Linked DNA regions of Homo sapiens: region 1 is linked to region 2. Evidence: chromatin loops called from intact Hi-C (ENCODE). Cell type or tissue: breast epithelium. All regions are shown on one strand. Each heading gives the region's core, and the rest is flanking DNA. Links, peaks and the distances in the headings are about the cores only.

The links. A loop is a pair of places that touch in the nucleus more often than their neighbours do. Peaks named below come from ENCODE experiments on the same cell type or tissue, not always from the same donor. Only the 100,000 strongest peaks of a DNase experiment are listed, where the experiment ranks them.
Region 1: it touches region 2 in a loop (30-fold over the local background); 1 of 110 quality-filtered maps calls a loop at or near these places.

The regions. Positions count from the first base shown.
Region 1 is chr13:31,410,180-31,418,033 of GRCh38, forward strand. No RefSeq gene overlaps it. Among named protein-coding and RNA genes, the nearest start is that of B3GLCT, 210 kb to the left of the region's middle. In breast epithelium, for the core only: no CTCF peak of the experiment used is centred there; no DNase peak of the experiment used is centred there.
Region 2 is chr13:31,475,992-31,483,845 of GRCh38, forward strand. No RefSeq gene overlaps it. Among named protein-coding and RNA genes, the nearest start is that of RXFP2, 260 kb to the right of the region's middle. In breast epithelium, for the core only: no CTCF peak of the experiment used is centred there; no DNase peak of the experiment used is centred there; H3K27ac peaks cover 551 bases.

The sequences.
Region 1 (7,854 bases), core at 913-5,912, 66 kb before region 2:
ACCAGGAAGGGCATATGGAAGCGTGAGTCTCAGCACAATTTCTTGGGAGGAGGAGGAGAGAATAATCTATCTGTTGGCTCCTTCCTTTCTCCTGCTGCCCATTGGCCAAATCCAGCCCCCACCAGCACAATTGGATTGTCAACTTACCTACATTTCTAGGTTATTTTTGCCACAAGAGTGCTGGCATTGAGTCAATGAAAGGGCATGAGCCAGAAACATTAAATACCTGTCTCTCTGCAACATGCAGCTTTGAATACCCATCTTGGAAAGTCAGTGGGTTGGGTGGTTTAGGAGGCCTCTGGCATCTGCACCTTAGCATTGACAGGAAAGCTTAAGGGTGGGAGGTGAGGGCCCTGCGGTGGGAGGTGCGACATGACACATAGCCTGGTCCTTCCTCGAACTACACGGGACTTCAGGACTAGCTGCTTGCTGCAGCAGGGTCAACTGCTGAGCAGCTCCCCTGAGTGGGCAGGGACGAAGCTCAGTGGGCAAAGATGGACATCTTCTCTCTGTGCCAACAATAATGCCATTGGGTGCCAAGCAATCTCCCTGGAGAGTCACCTATAGCCCTGAGCAGAAAAATCATAGCCAACCAGATCTGAGAAGTACATGAACTGGGTCTGGTATTGTGAGAATAGGATATGGGCTTTCAATAATTCATGAATGTAGAGGGATGTAAAATCGGCTCTCAACACAGGTTTTTTTGTGTGTTTTGTTTTTTTTTTTTTTTTGAGATGGAGTCTCGCTCTGTCGCCGGGCTGGAGTGCAGTGGTGCGATCTCAGCTCACTGCAACCTCTGACTCCCGGGTTCCAGCGATTCACCTGCCTCAGCCTCCCAAGTAGCTGGGATACAGGCACGCACCACCATGCCCAGCTAATTTTTGTATTTTTAGTAGAGACGGGGTTTCACCATTGTTGGCCAGGATGGTCTTGATCTCCTGATCTCATGATCCGCCCACCTCAGCCTCCCAGAATGCTGGGATTACAGGCGTGAGCGACTGCTTCCGCCCGGCCTCAACACAGTTTTGACCTGGGTCAAGTTTATTTTTAGTGCCCTTCGGATTAAAGCTCAGGAGAAAGGTTGGGTTTAGAGACCCTGATTTGCAGAATTAGCTTGTCCTCTGTCTGACTTTAAAGGCTGTTTTCAATCACATCGCGGTGCCTACTGCCTCAGTACAAAGATGGTGCCAAAGCCACGGGATGGAATACCACGACCCAGAATGAGCAGGGACCAGGACTCCTCGTACCTGAAATGATGGAACAAAAGGCTATGGAAGACACTGAAAACTAAGGTCTTAGCAACAGAGAGAAAGCCAAGAGAGGTAAATTAAGACATTAAGAAAGAAGAGATTTTCAAATTAAAGGAAGGGATCCTCAGTGTCAGATGATACAGAGAGGCCAAGTAGAATAGGAAGAAACAAAATAACAGAATTTTGTAACTGCCGCTCTGACCAGAACAATTTCTGTGGCAAGATGCGGACTAACTAAAAATATTGCTGAGTATTGAGCAGTGTGATGAAGTGAGGAAATAGAGCTATTTTTTAAAAAAATTTTTACTTAAAAATTGGCAAATAGGAAAATAAAAGTTTTGGTACCTTGGTGGGAAGGGGGAAATCAGAGTTGAAGAAAGTTTTTTTCAAAGCACAATTCATTTATTCAGTCTGCTGTGATACTGTTGGGTTGTTTCCAGCTTTTTGACAATTAGAAATAATGCTGCTATAAATATTCTTGTAAATGTGTTTGGGTGCATATGTGTTCCTATTTTGGTTGAGCATCTCTAGCGATAGTCATGGTGCATTTCAATATTCAATCAATAACTCAGTTTACTGATATGTCAGTTACATCATGTTGACAAACCATCTGTTACCTTACTATTTATGTAAGTTTCTGTTCTGTTAGTTACTGATGGAGGTGTCTTAAAACCCACAGTACGTTATTGAGAACTGTGTCTCCTTTTACTTTTGTTAATTTTTGCTGTCTTAGAAGAACATACAAATTTTGAATTGTGTATTTAAACATTTACAGATTTAGAGCTTTTTTATATCTTCTTGGTAAGTAGAAATTTTTATTGCTATGAAATTTCCTTCTTTATCTCTAGTAATATTTCTTATCCTGAAGTGTTCTTTATCTGATATTCACTATCTGTTGCTCAGGGTTTGGAAGGAATATCTTTTTCTACCCTTTTACTTTCAATCTTTCGATGTCCTTATATTCAAGACTTATCTCTTGGAATCAGAATATGTTTTAAAATCCTATTTTCTCTGATCAAACATTGCCATTTCTAAAGCATTTAGTTCATTTATGTTTATTATAATTATCTAGAAGCAAGGTATTTTTAAGATAGTGGAAGCATTTATTCTATTTGTGGGCAGGAGGGAAGGAAAAACTAAAGAGATTGAAAACTAAGTGAAGGAAAGAAAAATCTCATCTTAAGTAGCTGCCAACCTGTCTTTCCCTGGAGTCCCCTATCCCCACATTCTTCTATGTCCACTTTGTCACAGCTTCAAGGGGGCAGCTTTCCCAGATCCTGCTAATGCTGCTGTTCTGATTAATTTGGAACTTTGGAAGAAGTTTATTTGGAGTGGCAGAAATAATGACTTTTTTTATTTATCCTTCTGACTTTTGTCTTAATATGTAATCCAATTTTATCTAATTTTTTTTCACACAAGCTGGTACTCCCTGTACCTACTATGTTATAACCTTCCCTTTATTTATAGAGTGGCTAATTTAGTGAGCACTCACTTGTGTTTGTTGCATGGTGGGATGAAAGGGGAAGGGGCATGGTTGGGAAGGAGGCTGGATATATTGCCTGGGCACTGAGCTGTGCAGCCTATAACAATGGAGAGCTTGCGATTCTCTGATGTTCAAAAGCTGAGGCTGACCTTCTCTTGGCTGTACTGTTTGCCAGCGTTTCCTTAGTCAACTCCCAAATGAGAGCATCCTTAGCAGAAACTCCTTGCTACTTGGTGAGACAGATAATCCCAGTGGTTAAATTCATGGGCTCTGAAGCCACACTAGTTTTAAAGCTTGGCTCTCTTCCTTATAATCTGTGTGATCTTGAGCAAGTTCTTTACCTTCTTGAGCCTTCATTTCTTCATCTGTAAAGTGGGGATAAAATGATACTACTTTATGTATTTTTAATGAGGAAAAAATGAGCATACATGTTGCGATGTTAATTTTACCTGCCATAGTACCCAGTTATTTAATTAAACAGTAATCTAGGTGTTGCTCTGAAGGTATTTTGCAGATGTGGTTAACATCTACAATCAGCTGACTTTAAGTAAAGGACACTATCTTTATCATCTGAGTTGGCCTCATTCAATCAGTTGAAAAGCCTGAAGAGCAGAACTGAGATTTCCAGGGGAAGAAGAAATTCTGCTTCAAATTCTGCTTCAGCCTGCTGGCTGCCTATGGATTTTGGACTTGCCAGCGTCACAATGGCATAGACCAGGTCCTTGAAATAAGACACAATCTGTATTTATATCCTAGTGGTTCTGCTGCTCTGGAGAACCCTGACTAATACATATGCACAAAGCCTCTGGCACAGTGCCTTGCTGGTCGTCAGTCCTCAGAAAGTGTTGGCCTACCGTTATTATTTTATGCATATCTGATTAGCATAGAGAATGCTTTCTGGAAGCATGAAGCTGTTGGAGGATAATCCCTACCAAGAGGCAACCTCAACAGTCATTCATTCTTGTCATACCTCCTGCAGTTGTGAGCTGCCTCTGTTCTGTTTTATTTTGTTTTTCCTGTGCTATGATGGTGCTTATGATGCTCTTCATAATATCACAGGTCTTGCACCACTCCCCACTTGGCAGCTGATGTGCCCCCTGTGCTTCTTTGACATTTCCTTGAAAAGGCCACTGGCCACCAAGCTGCACTTCAACCTCAGCCTCTACCTCTTCCATCCTCTGCAGCACCTGTGGCACCGTTGCTTGTGTGCCCTTTGTGGTTGTTTTGTGAGTCAACGTTAAACCCTAGAATATTCCATAATGGAAGAAAGAGCAACCACAGAGAGTTGAACTTCATCCTGACGAGACAAAGCACCCTATGAGATGTCAGTTCATGGGCTGAGAGCTTCGGATAGCGCTTTATTTACTGCAGTCACTCTATACAAGAAAATATTTTTGTAGGCCAAAAAGATTGAATATTGGTAACTTCATATGCTTCACCCTAATAATTGCACTCTTCCTTACTGGAATGGATTTATAGTCTCTCTCTATATTTTTAATTAAAAGATGTTTCTATGACCAGAGTATTACAGCAAATCAGTGCTGTATAGGACTGCACTAAGCAACATACATGTGTTGTTATTGTTGTTATTCTCATTAGACTTTATAGCAAAAGGCAATCCAAGAGCGTCACAGAGTGAGTCTTGGCCTGAACAGGCCACTTTCCTGGTGTTGGTCTCTTGGAGATGGAGTAGGTTCAACGAGGAGGCATGGGAAGCTCTCTGATCGTCATTACAGACAGGCAGGCTTGGAGCAAGCTATGCCTCCTGCCCAGAGAACCATCGCAGAGCCATTTGTTTGCTCCCCTGAGTATTAGGTGTTTTGTTAGCAGCTCTTCTCTGCCAGTGAGTGGTTTTCATTGTTTTGTGAATTTTTAGTACAGATGGTATCAAAGGCTATGTGGCAAGATGCTAAGCATATACTTACATAGGCTTTTGCAAAGTAGAAAAACATTGATTTTTAGTCATTAAAAATCTTACAATTCTGTCTTATGCATCACACCGTCTACAGAGGCTATTGAAGTGCCACATCCTTACTGGATGCTCAGTGAAAATGTAAGCTGCCACGTGATGTAGTGGTGTCAAGGCCTTGACGTTTAGCTGAACTAACCAGGCTTAAGTCCTAGTTCTGTTACTGAATAGTTGTGTAACCTTGGGTAAGTTAACCTCACTGTGACTCAGTTTTCTCACTCAAAATGGGGACAGAAACAGTCCCCTATCTAAAAGGATTGTAGTGAGATAATATCTGTAAACCATGGTGCTATGAATATAAAAAGCATAGTATGTGCTGACTATTGTTATTAAATGAATGACTCTTAGTACACAGGAGACATTTTAAAGTTCAAATTGTGTGACAAAGAAGAAATACAGTACCGAAAGCAAACAATATACAAGATGCCCAAACTCAAAAACTATACTATTCTTTTTCTTGTCTTAGGATGGTATTGGTCACTGTGTGCTATTATGTAGGTCATAGACTAGCTTAGGTCTCAAGAGGACTTTTGTTACACCGTTTCTGTTCTAACCCATTTCTTCCGCCTAGCATTTGATACCTCTTTGACAAATGCCTGAAGTGGCTGATGTGATCATTTTCCTTCCTACTGACCTGTGGCTGTGGCATTGATATTGTTCGTGGGGCTCCATCAACAAGGTAACTTGACAGGTACATCCAGATCTACCCACTTATCCTGAAATTAGAGACTGTATCTATGCATTTTGTCCATAATGAGTTAAAAATGAATATATTTTGCTTCTTTTGTTCTTCCATTGCTACCTGGCATTTTAGAATCTGACAGTATATAATCATAGGATAGTATTATTCTGAACTACTAGCTTCTTTGAAAGGCATATCTCACAAGAACTCAGAGGAAACCTAGACATCTTTATGAGTTCTTTTCAAAAAATGTCTTGGAGGAAGCTTGGGATCTCAACAGTGCATGATTTTTCTCACTGCTCTGAAAACTACATTCAGATTCACTCCAAAGCTACAGAACTTGCATCAAAGAATTCAGCCCAAGAGGAGAGAAATGGCCCTTTCAGCAAAAGTGATAAAAATAACCTAAATTTCCAGGGTGCCTTTCCACTGAAGAACTCATAAAGCCTTTACAGGATTTGGTGAAAGGATTTTTATCCAGAAGGGTTCCTTTTCTTGGGTAGCATTTGATTGATAAAGTTTCTCAAAGTTCAAATATATTTCTGAATGTCTTTCTCATCTTTTGTTATTGCGTTTTCTGCTTGAACGCATTTCAATTTAACTTATGGACATCTATTCTTTTAAAGAAAAAAATCAGGGCAAGAGCTGAGTCACTTTTCTTAGTTGTCTCATCATTGAGTTTCTCTGGATAGCATTTTCTTCCCAAGTCCTTTTTTTCTTGTTCAGCCACTTCTAACTTCATCTTTCCACTGCATTTCAATCATTCCCAGCCAGGGCCAATTAGCTGACAGTGCCTCACTCCGGGGCCCAGGGCCCCAATTAACAGCCTTGTGTTTTAATACAATGTCCTATTCCATTAACTAGTGTTCAGAACCTTCGGCCTTGGCTCTACCAGAAAGTTGAATCTTTTGTTTCCTCCCATTGTGCGATGGTCAGTCTTATTACCTGTAACTCCTGGCCTTTCATTGCCTGCACATATACAGCTGTCCTTGGAACAACACAGGTTTGAACTGTGCAGGTCCACTCACACAGTTGTCTTCTTCCTCCTTTGCCACCCCTGAGACAGCAAGACCAACCCCTCCTCCTCCTCTTCTACCTACTCAATGTGATTATCCCCTTGCACTTAATGAAGAGTAGATATATTTTCTCTTCCTTATGATTTTCTTAGTAACATTTTCTTTTCTCTAGCTACTTTATTATAAGAATACAGTAATGCATATAACATACAAAATATGTGTTGTTTATATTATTGGCAAGGCTTCCAAGCAACATTAGGTTATTAATAGTTAACTTTTGGGGGAATCAAGTTATACATGGCTCTTTCACTGCACCTGGGGTCAGTGCCCCTAATGCCTGCATTGTTCAATGGTCAACTGTATTTGTTTGTGGTGTTAGGGGAATCAACTTACATTCCTATACCCCTGAGTTATCAACTTCTTAATGTTTTTCAGCCTTTCGTTAATTTCATACGCATTATCCAAATTTTCCAACTCTGTTTTAAGTCAAGTATTTTATTATAAAAACAAGTATTTCTATTTTCAGACTCTTTATTTTTTCTATTATTATTATTATTATTATTTTTGAGACATGGTCTTGCTCTGTTATACAAGCTGGAGTGTAGTGATTCTATCTTACCTCACTGCAGCCTCAAACTCCTGCTCTCAGGCAGTCCTCCCGTCTCAGCCTCCCAAGTAGATAGAACTTGGTGGGCACCCCCACGTCTATTTTTTTTTTTTTTTTGAGACTGAGTCTGTCTCTGTTGCCAGGCTGGAGTGCAGTGGTTCGAACTTGGCTCACTGCAACATCTGCCTCCTGGGTTCAAGCGATATTCCTGCCTTAGCCTCCCAAGTAGCTGGGACTACAGGCGCATGCTACCACACCCGACTAATTTTTGTATTTTTAGTAGAGACAGGGTTTCACCATGTTGGCCAGGATGGTCTCAATCTCTTGACCTCATGATCCGCCCACCTCAGCCCCCCAAAGTGCTGGGATTACAGGCATGAGCCACCTCATCCGGCCCCGTGTCTAATCTTTAAAAAAAATTTTGCAGAGATGCGGTTTTGCTCTGTTGCCCAGGCTGGTCTTGAACTCCTGGCCTCAAGTGATCCTCCCACTTTGGTCTCCCAAAGCGCTGGGGTTATAGGTGTGAGCCACCACATCTGGCCTATATCTTTCTATTATAAGAGCTGTATATGTTCATCATAAAAACAAGTTAGAAAAAACTTTCTGTATGTAATCCTACCTCAGAGAGACTAACAATGTCCCCCTACTTTTCTTTACAGTTTCGTTGTTGACCCCCAAAAATCAAAACTGGAGTCATTCCTTATAGGAATGAATTTTTAAAAAATCAGAACTGAAAGAAGCAGTACACTTGGCATGATGTGCCAAGTATTTATAAATTTTGTATCGATTTTGTAAAAAACTTATATTATTTTGTGACTGTTTCCTCTGGTCTTATATCCTCCAACAA
Region 2 (7,854 bases), core at 1,106-6,105:
TAAAAAATATATTTTAAATATATTTAATATTAAAAAAATAAAATGCATTTGCTTGAAAAATATATTTTTGTTTATAGTTTTATATTTTATATATCTCTTGATCCACCTGGAATTTAATGTGAGTTATGGAAAGCTCTATTTTTAATTACAGGAAATAATTTATGTAATTCATCTGCCTCTGAGTAATTTATCATACTTTGCTTATTATTATATTAGGTTATATAACAAGTTACATTTCTGGATTCTCCTTCTGCCCAATAGATGTACTATTGATGTCTTTTCTTACATCAATAGTACATAAATGTAATTGTTGTAGAATATCAGCTTGCACTGCATTCAACTTCAGTAGAAATCTGTACTAGGAAGAAGGCATTTTTTTTTTTCACTTTATAAAAGTCAACGGGCGAGTAGCCCAGAGCTGATTCAGCTGCTCAAGATAACACCAGAAACTGATAATTCTGCCTACTTCTCATGCTTTCAGACTCACTGGAATTCACAGCATCAGCTCCGTGGCTTTCCCACTCCCTGACCGCAGATCTTGGGACTTCTCCGCCTCCATATTGCATGAGCCAATTTCTTCTTATATACATATACATATATATGTATATATTTATAATATAAATATATTTGAATACTTTTTGTAGCAAATAACTTCCCTTTTCTTCCCCGTTCACCCTTACTGAGCCTTATTATCTGAGATAATAAACACCCTACTAACTTTAAAATGTAGGTAACCCCTTCAAATTTAAAGCAAGTTATGTGAAATCAATTATGTGAGTATTTAAAACAACTGCTATATCTACCTCTGTATCTCCATCTGGTTTCAAATTTCTCTGCTAATCCTTTCTAGTCACTTTTTTTTTACTCTCAAGCTCTTTCATTGTTCTTTAAATTTGTTTTTTCTGCCACTGAACATCTGTTTGTGACTTTTTTTGGTCTTCACGTATAAACTTCAGTCACGTGGGTTTTTTTGTTTGTTTTTTTCTACTGGGAGCTTTGGGTATTGCAGTATTGTCTTCTAGCATTTACTGATTTTAAGAAGCACTTTGGGGCCAACTTGATGTGTTTCTCTGTGGTAGACTGAACATTTTCTTCTGATTGCTTTTAGAGTCTTTTAATCTCCCCAAATTCTAGCAAAATATGTCTTTTTTGAAATTGTTTTTTCTCATAACATGAAGTACAGTCTCAATTTTTAGATTTAAGTTTTATTTATTTAGATCAGGAAAGCATCCTTCTATTTTGGGGGGTTGTTGTTTCTAAATTTCATATTTGTTACCTTTGGGAATCTTAAGATCTGTCATTTGGAGATCTTAAATTGAGCTGCCTTTTCTATCTTTTTCTACTTTTACTCTATTTCTGGAAGGATGCTTCCTCATTCAAAGTTAATTTTTTTCAGTATCAAATCTGTTATTCATGTCTTAAACTCCTTTTTTAAAATTGTGTTTTCCATGTTCTTTTAATTGTGGATTATTCTTTATTTATGACTAATTATTTTAACTTGATAGATGAAAAAATCTGAAATATTTTCTAAGATTTTTCACCTTCCTTTGTTAAATGTCTTTCAAAAGGAGTTAGCCTTTGTGATTCTTTTGAACCACAGCATCTCTTTATTGACACCATGATTTTTCTTCTCCTTTCCTAAAAGAAGGAGGTGAATGCTTATTTGGTGTGGTGTACCAGTTAGCAATTTCTGCATAACAAACCACTCCAAACTTACTGGTTTCATATAATGATGATATTTAGTTTATGATTCTGTGGAACAACAGTTTAGGCTGGACTCAGTTGGATGGTTCTTTGAGTTTTTGTTGGACTCCCTCATGCATTGGTGGTCAACCTGAGGTCAGTTAAGTGACTCTGATTCCGAAAGTTGAGTGGCTGCTAGCTAGAGCACCTCACCTGTTCTCCACAGCCTCTCATTTCCTACTAAGCTAGCTTAAGCTTGTGCTCATAGGAGGATAATGTGTCCAGGAGAGCAAGGACACACATGAAAGCACCTTTATACATTTCTGCTTGCATTGAGTTTGCTACTGTCTCATTAGTGAAAACAAGTCACATGGCTAAACTCAGCATCACAGTGGGGGAGGACTGCAGCATTACAGGGCAAGGGGGGTGAGATCACCAAAATAAACGTAAGATTTGAAAATTTTATGTTTTCATAAGGATGAGTCGTTTAACTTATTCCAGCTAGACAAAAAGAAAAGCAAGCAGAAATTCCAAAGTTCTGTTTGCGGTTACATTTTATACAAAACATGTGGTGTCTCAAAAGCATTAATTTCTCAAGTGATCTTTGAAAACACTGGGAATTAAGTGATTGGTCACAGACTTTGGGAATTCCAAAGTTTTTATTATTAGTAGTGTATTAATCAGTTTTCACACTGCTGATAAAGACATACCCGAGACTGGGAAGAAAAATAAGTTTAATAGACTCAGTTCCATGTGGCTGGAGAGGCCTCACAATCATGGCGGAAGGTGAAAGGCACTTCTTACTTGGCAGCAGTAAGACAGAATGAAAGTCAAGCAAAAGGGGTTTCCCATTATAAAACCATCAGATCTCATGGACTTATTCACTACCAGGAGAACACTATGGGAGAAACCGCCCCCATGATTCAATTATCTCCCACCAGGTCCCTCCCACAACACATGGGAATTATGGGAGTACAAGTCAAGGTGAGATTTGGGTGGAGACACAGAGCCAAACTACATCATTCTGCCCCTGGCCCCTACTAATCTCATGTCCTCACATTTCAAAACCAAATCATGCCTTCCCAATAGTCCCCCAAAGTCTTAACTCATTTCAGCATTAACTCAAAAGTCCAAAGTCTCATCTGAGACAAGGCAAGTCTCTTCTGCCTGTCTCTTCTGCCTGTGAGCCTGTAAAATCAAAAGCAAGTTAGTTACTTCCTAGGTACAAGGGGGTATAGGCATTGGGTAAATATAGCCATTCCAAATGGGAGACATTGGCCAAAACAAAGGGGCTACAGGCCCCTGGCAAGTCCAAAATCCAGCAGGGCAGTCAAATTTTAGAACTCAAGAATGATCTCCTTTGACTCCATGTTTCACATCCAGGTCATGCTGATGCAAGAGGTGGGTCCCCATGGTCTTGGGCAGCTCCACTCTTGTGGCTTTCCAGGGTACAGCCCCCACTCCTGGCTGCTTTTATGGCTGGCACTGAGTGTCTGCAGCTTTTCTGGGCATATGGTGCAAGCTGTTGGTGGCTACCATTCTGGGGTCTGGAGGATGGTGCCCTCTTCCCACAGCTCCATTAGGCAGCGCCCCAGTGGGGACTCTGTGTGGGGATGCCGACCCCACATTTCCCTTCCGCACTGCCCTAGCAGAGGTTTTCTATGAGCGCCCCATCCCTGCAGTAAACTTCTGCCTAGACATCTGAGTGTTTCCATACATCCTCTGAAATCTAGGTGGAGGTTCCCAAACCTCAATTCTTGACTTCTGTGCATCTGCAGGCTCAACACCACATGAAAGCTGCCAAGGCTTGGGACTTGCACCCTCTGAAGCCATGGCATGAGCTGTACCTTGACCCCCTTTTGCCATGGCTGGAGCAGCTGGGATGCAGGGCACCAAGTCCCTAGACTGCACACAGCAGAGGGACCCTAGGCCTGGCCCACAAAACCATTATTTCTTCTTAGTCCTCTGGGTTTGTGATGGGAGGGGCTGCCACAAGTTCTCTGACATACCGTGGAGACATTTTCCCCATTGTGTTGGTGATTAACTTTCGGCTTCTTGTTACTTATGCAAGTTTCTGCACGTGGCTTAAATTTCTCCTCAGAAAATGGGATTTCATTTTCTATCACATTGTCAGCCTGCAAATTTTCTGAATTTTTTGTGCTCTGTTTTCCCATTAAAACTGAATACAGGCTGGGCACCTGTAATCCCAGCACTTTGGGAGGCTGAGGCGGGCAGATCACCTCAGGTCAGGAGTTCGAGAGCAACCTGGCCAACATGGTGAAACCCTGTCTGTACTAAAAATACAAAAATTAGCCAGATGTGTTGATGCACACCTGTAGTCCCAGCTTCTTGGGAGGCTGAGGCAGGAAAATCACGTGAACCTGGGAGGTGGAGGTTGCAGTGAGCCGAGATCACACCACTGCACTCCAGCCTGGGTGACAGAGCAAGACTGCATCTCAAAAAAAAAAAAAAAAGAAAGAAAAAAAAAAACTGAATGCATTTAACAGCACCCAAGTCACCTCTTGAATGCTTTGCTGCTTAGAAATTTCTTCTGCCAGATATCCTAAATCATCTCTCTCAACTTCAAATTTCCACAAATCTCTAGGGCAGAGGCAAAGTGCCATCAGCCTCTTTGCTAAAACATTAAGAGTCACCTTTGCTCCAGTTCCCAACAAGTTCCTCATCTCTATCTGAAACACCTCAGCTTGGATTTCATTGTCCATATCATTATCAGCATTTTTGTCAAAGCCATTCAACAAGTCTCTATGGAGTTCCAAACTTTCCCACATTTTTCTGTCTTCTGAGCCCTCCAAATTTTTCCAACTTCTGCCTGTTACCCAGTTCCAAAGTCGCTTCCACATTTTCAGGTATCTTTTCAAGAGTGCCCCACTCTACTGATACCAATTTACTGTATTAGTCAGTTTTCACGCTGCTGATAAAGACATACCCAAGACTGGGAAGAAAAAGGTTTAATGGACTCACAGTTCCACGTGGCTGGGGAGGTCTCACAATCATGGCAGAAGGTGAAAGGCATTTCTTACGTGGTGGCAGCAAGACAGAACGAAAGTCAAGCAAAAGGGGTTTCCTCTTATAAAACTACCAGATCTTGTGAGACTTATTCACTACTACAAGAACAGTATGGGAGAAAGTGCCCCCATGATTCAATTATCTCCCACCATGTCCTTCCCACAACATGTGGGAATTATGGGAGTACAATTCAAGATGAGATTGGGGTGGGGACACAAAGCCAAACCATATCAAGTAGTGTCAGCAAAGTTTAATTTATTTCAAAGCCTTGAATGAAAGCTACATAATAATATAATGGAATAAATACACCTAAGTCCTCAACATATGAACCTGCCTAAATATAGGGAAAACTAAGGAAAGTTTTATTCTTCATTGAGAAGTTCTGCAAAGTCCAGTTTTAGCATGTCACACAACTGAAAGGACTAACTTAAATATCTTCCTCTTTAGAGAAGACTTAGACAAAGACTTATGCTCCAGAATTTTAAGAAGAAATCAAAGCAAGCTTGAATACATTTCAGAAGCTCTTCTAACTTAGAGAAGCTCTTCCACTTCTTAGTAAATAGTGCCATAGGATAGAGCTTAAAGAGCTTAGAAAGAGTCAGAAAGAAGGAAAATAAAGAGATACCTATATGGAGATGTGAAAGGATGTGGGTTTAGACTTACGGGATCATAGAATCTCAGTTTTAGGATGGCTGTACTGTCTGTATTTTCTCTAGGAAATCTTAGCCATATGATTATACAACTTTTTCTTGAGGACCTCAGTAATATGGAGAAAACACCGTGACTGTATAGATTATATCAGAGAGTAGAAAGACTGGCTGGGTGCCATGGCTCATGCGTATATTCCTAGCACTTTGGGAGGCCAAGGCAGGCGAATCACTTGAGCTCAGGAGTTCAAGACCAACCTGGGCAACATGGTGCAACCCCATCTCTACAAGAAATACAAAAATTAGCCAGATGTGTTGGCATGTGCTTGTAGTCCCAACTATTTGGGAGGCTGAGGTGGGAAGATCACTTGAGCCTGGGAGGCAGAGGTTGTACTGAGTCATGATCATGCCACTGAATTCCAGCCTGGGTGACAGAGTGAGACCCTGTATAAAAGAAAGAAAGAGAGAAAGAAAGAAAGAAAAAAGAAATGAAGAAAGGAAGAAAGAAAGAAAGAACAAAAGGAAAGAAAGAAAGAAAGAAAGAAAGAAAGAAAGAAAGAAAGAAAGAAAGAAAGAAAGAAAGGAGGGGGGAGGGGAGGACAGGGGAGGGGAGGAGAGGAGAGGAGAGGAGAGGAGAGGACAGGAGAGGAGAGGAGAGGAGAGGAGACCAGCCAAGAAGCATAGAATCAAGTTAGGAGTTGAGGAAGTTGACTGTAGTAGTCAAGGAGGTCCAGGCCAGGGCAGGGGTTGGGCTGTGGAAATGTGAAGGAAGGAAGGAGAAGTATATGAGGCAGATGTTGAAAAATGAGAAGCAATTGAGTTTAGCAACTTACTGCAGCTAAAGTTCCCAGGGATGATAGAGACTTGGGTGGTTTTGAATTTGCAATGTGAATGATTGGGAGACAGAAATAGCATTATCTTGATTGTTTATGGGGGGAGAAATAACGAGGAGTTTTGGAAACATGCTGAGTTTGAGCTGGTGAGGCATCCATGTGATAATGCCCATTGGTTATTTTTTATATTTTTAATCCCAAGATGCAGTTTTCTTCTGCAATCATAGGTATGACTCATAGAAGTCCTTATTTTTAGAAATGAAGCACATTAAAGTGGTTAGTTATAGGATTTAACAACCTAACATAATACATTTTTCAATGGTAGAAAAATCACCAAAAATATCATTGACAAGCGGAAAATAAACCAGTCAAAAACATTATTTTCATATCCTTTTATTTTCTAGTCAAGTGTTTAATCAGAATTGATTTGCTTTCAGTGGCTCAAAGCAACTATCCACTCACCTCTAGTAAACATACAGAAGCAAAAATCTCATTGAGGGTGAATTGACAGAGTCCTCTGTACAAATAAAAAAGAAAATGATAAGGAAATAAGAGTTTTGCTATGTCTAAAGAGCCTTCAAAAATCAATTATTTACATAAAATTAATGTAAAACTTTAAAATAAATTATTCTTTAAAATTTCAGTTTTATATATATATATTTTAACCATATTTCCTCCACAGGTAGTCTGTTAAATAAAGCACCATTTACAAACTGCCAGGCCACAGCTAAAGAGGATTCTTTACAGAATCAAATTTCTTGTGGTTGTTCCGTATACAAGTAAACTTAATTTTGATAATAAGAACCATAGCGATAGGAAGCAATCTGCCTCTATGAGGTACAAAACTGGCACAGAGGACACCATATTATACACAGTAAAAATGTTGTAAGTTTAAATTACATTGTACAGGGCTAGGGAACCCTGTTCTTCCCAGACAGCCATATTAAATGAAAGCCACTACAGTGAACTCTTAATTACATAAAACATATCCATTATCTGATTGTCCTTTAGGAAGTGTACTGAAGATGCAAGTTTTTTTCATCTGGAGTTCTGCCTGACCAAGAATTAAGCCTATAAATCTATCTTGCCATTCAAGCAGAGAGCACTGGACAAACTGAAGCACAAAAATAAGTAAGCAAAACTTGTACAAACAGCATGGGGGTTGGGGGTGAGGGACTTAAAAGTAGACATGCCACACCTAATGTCAAGAAGCAGCTTGGTTTCCTTTGCCAGATGGTCCTACACAGGGTATCTAAAATGTCATGTTTCTGCATATGACTAAAGAGTCCTCTGGAATGGCCACAACTGAGAGATAAAGCAACCTCGGCGTCCTGGGAGGGCAAAGGTTGGCCATCACAGCTTCTCAAGTCAGCTAAGTCAGACAGAACTGCAGAGATAGAAGTAGAAGGGAACTCAGGTTCTTCCTCAGCTAGGATAGAATCCTTGGAACAGTGGAGGTCTTTAAATTCTTTACAATCTTCAGATCTATCATTGCTGGACTGTTCTGCATGCTGTGACTTGAATATTCTTAATTCTCAGAGGTGTAACTATTAACAAATAACGAATAACTTCTGTGTCAAAACAAATTATAGTTTACAAAGCAATTTAACATCTGTTATCTCAGGTGAGCATCTCAAGTCTGTGAAGAGGTAGGGGTCCTTATA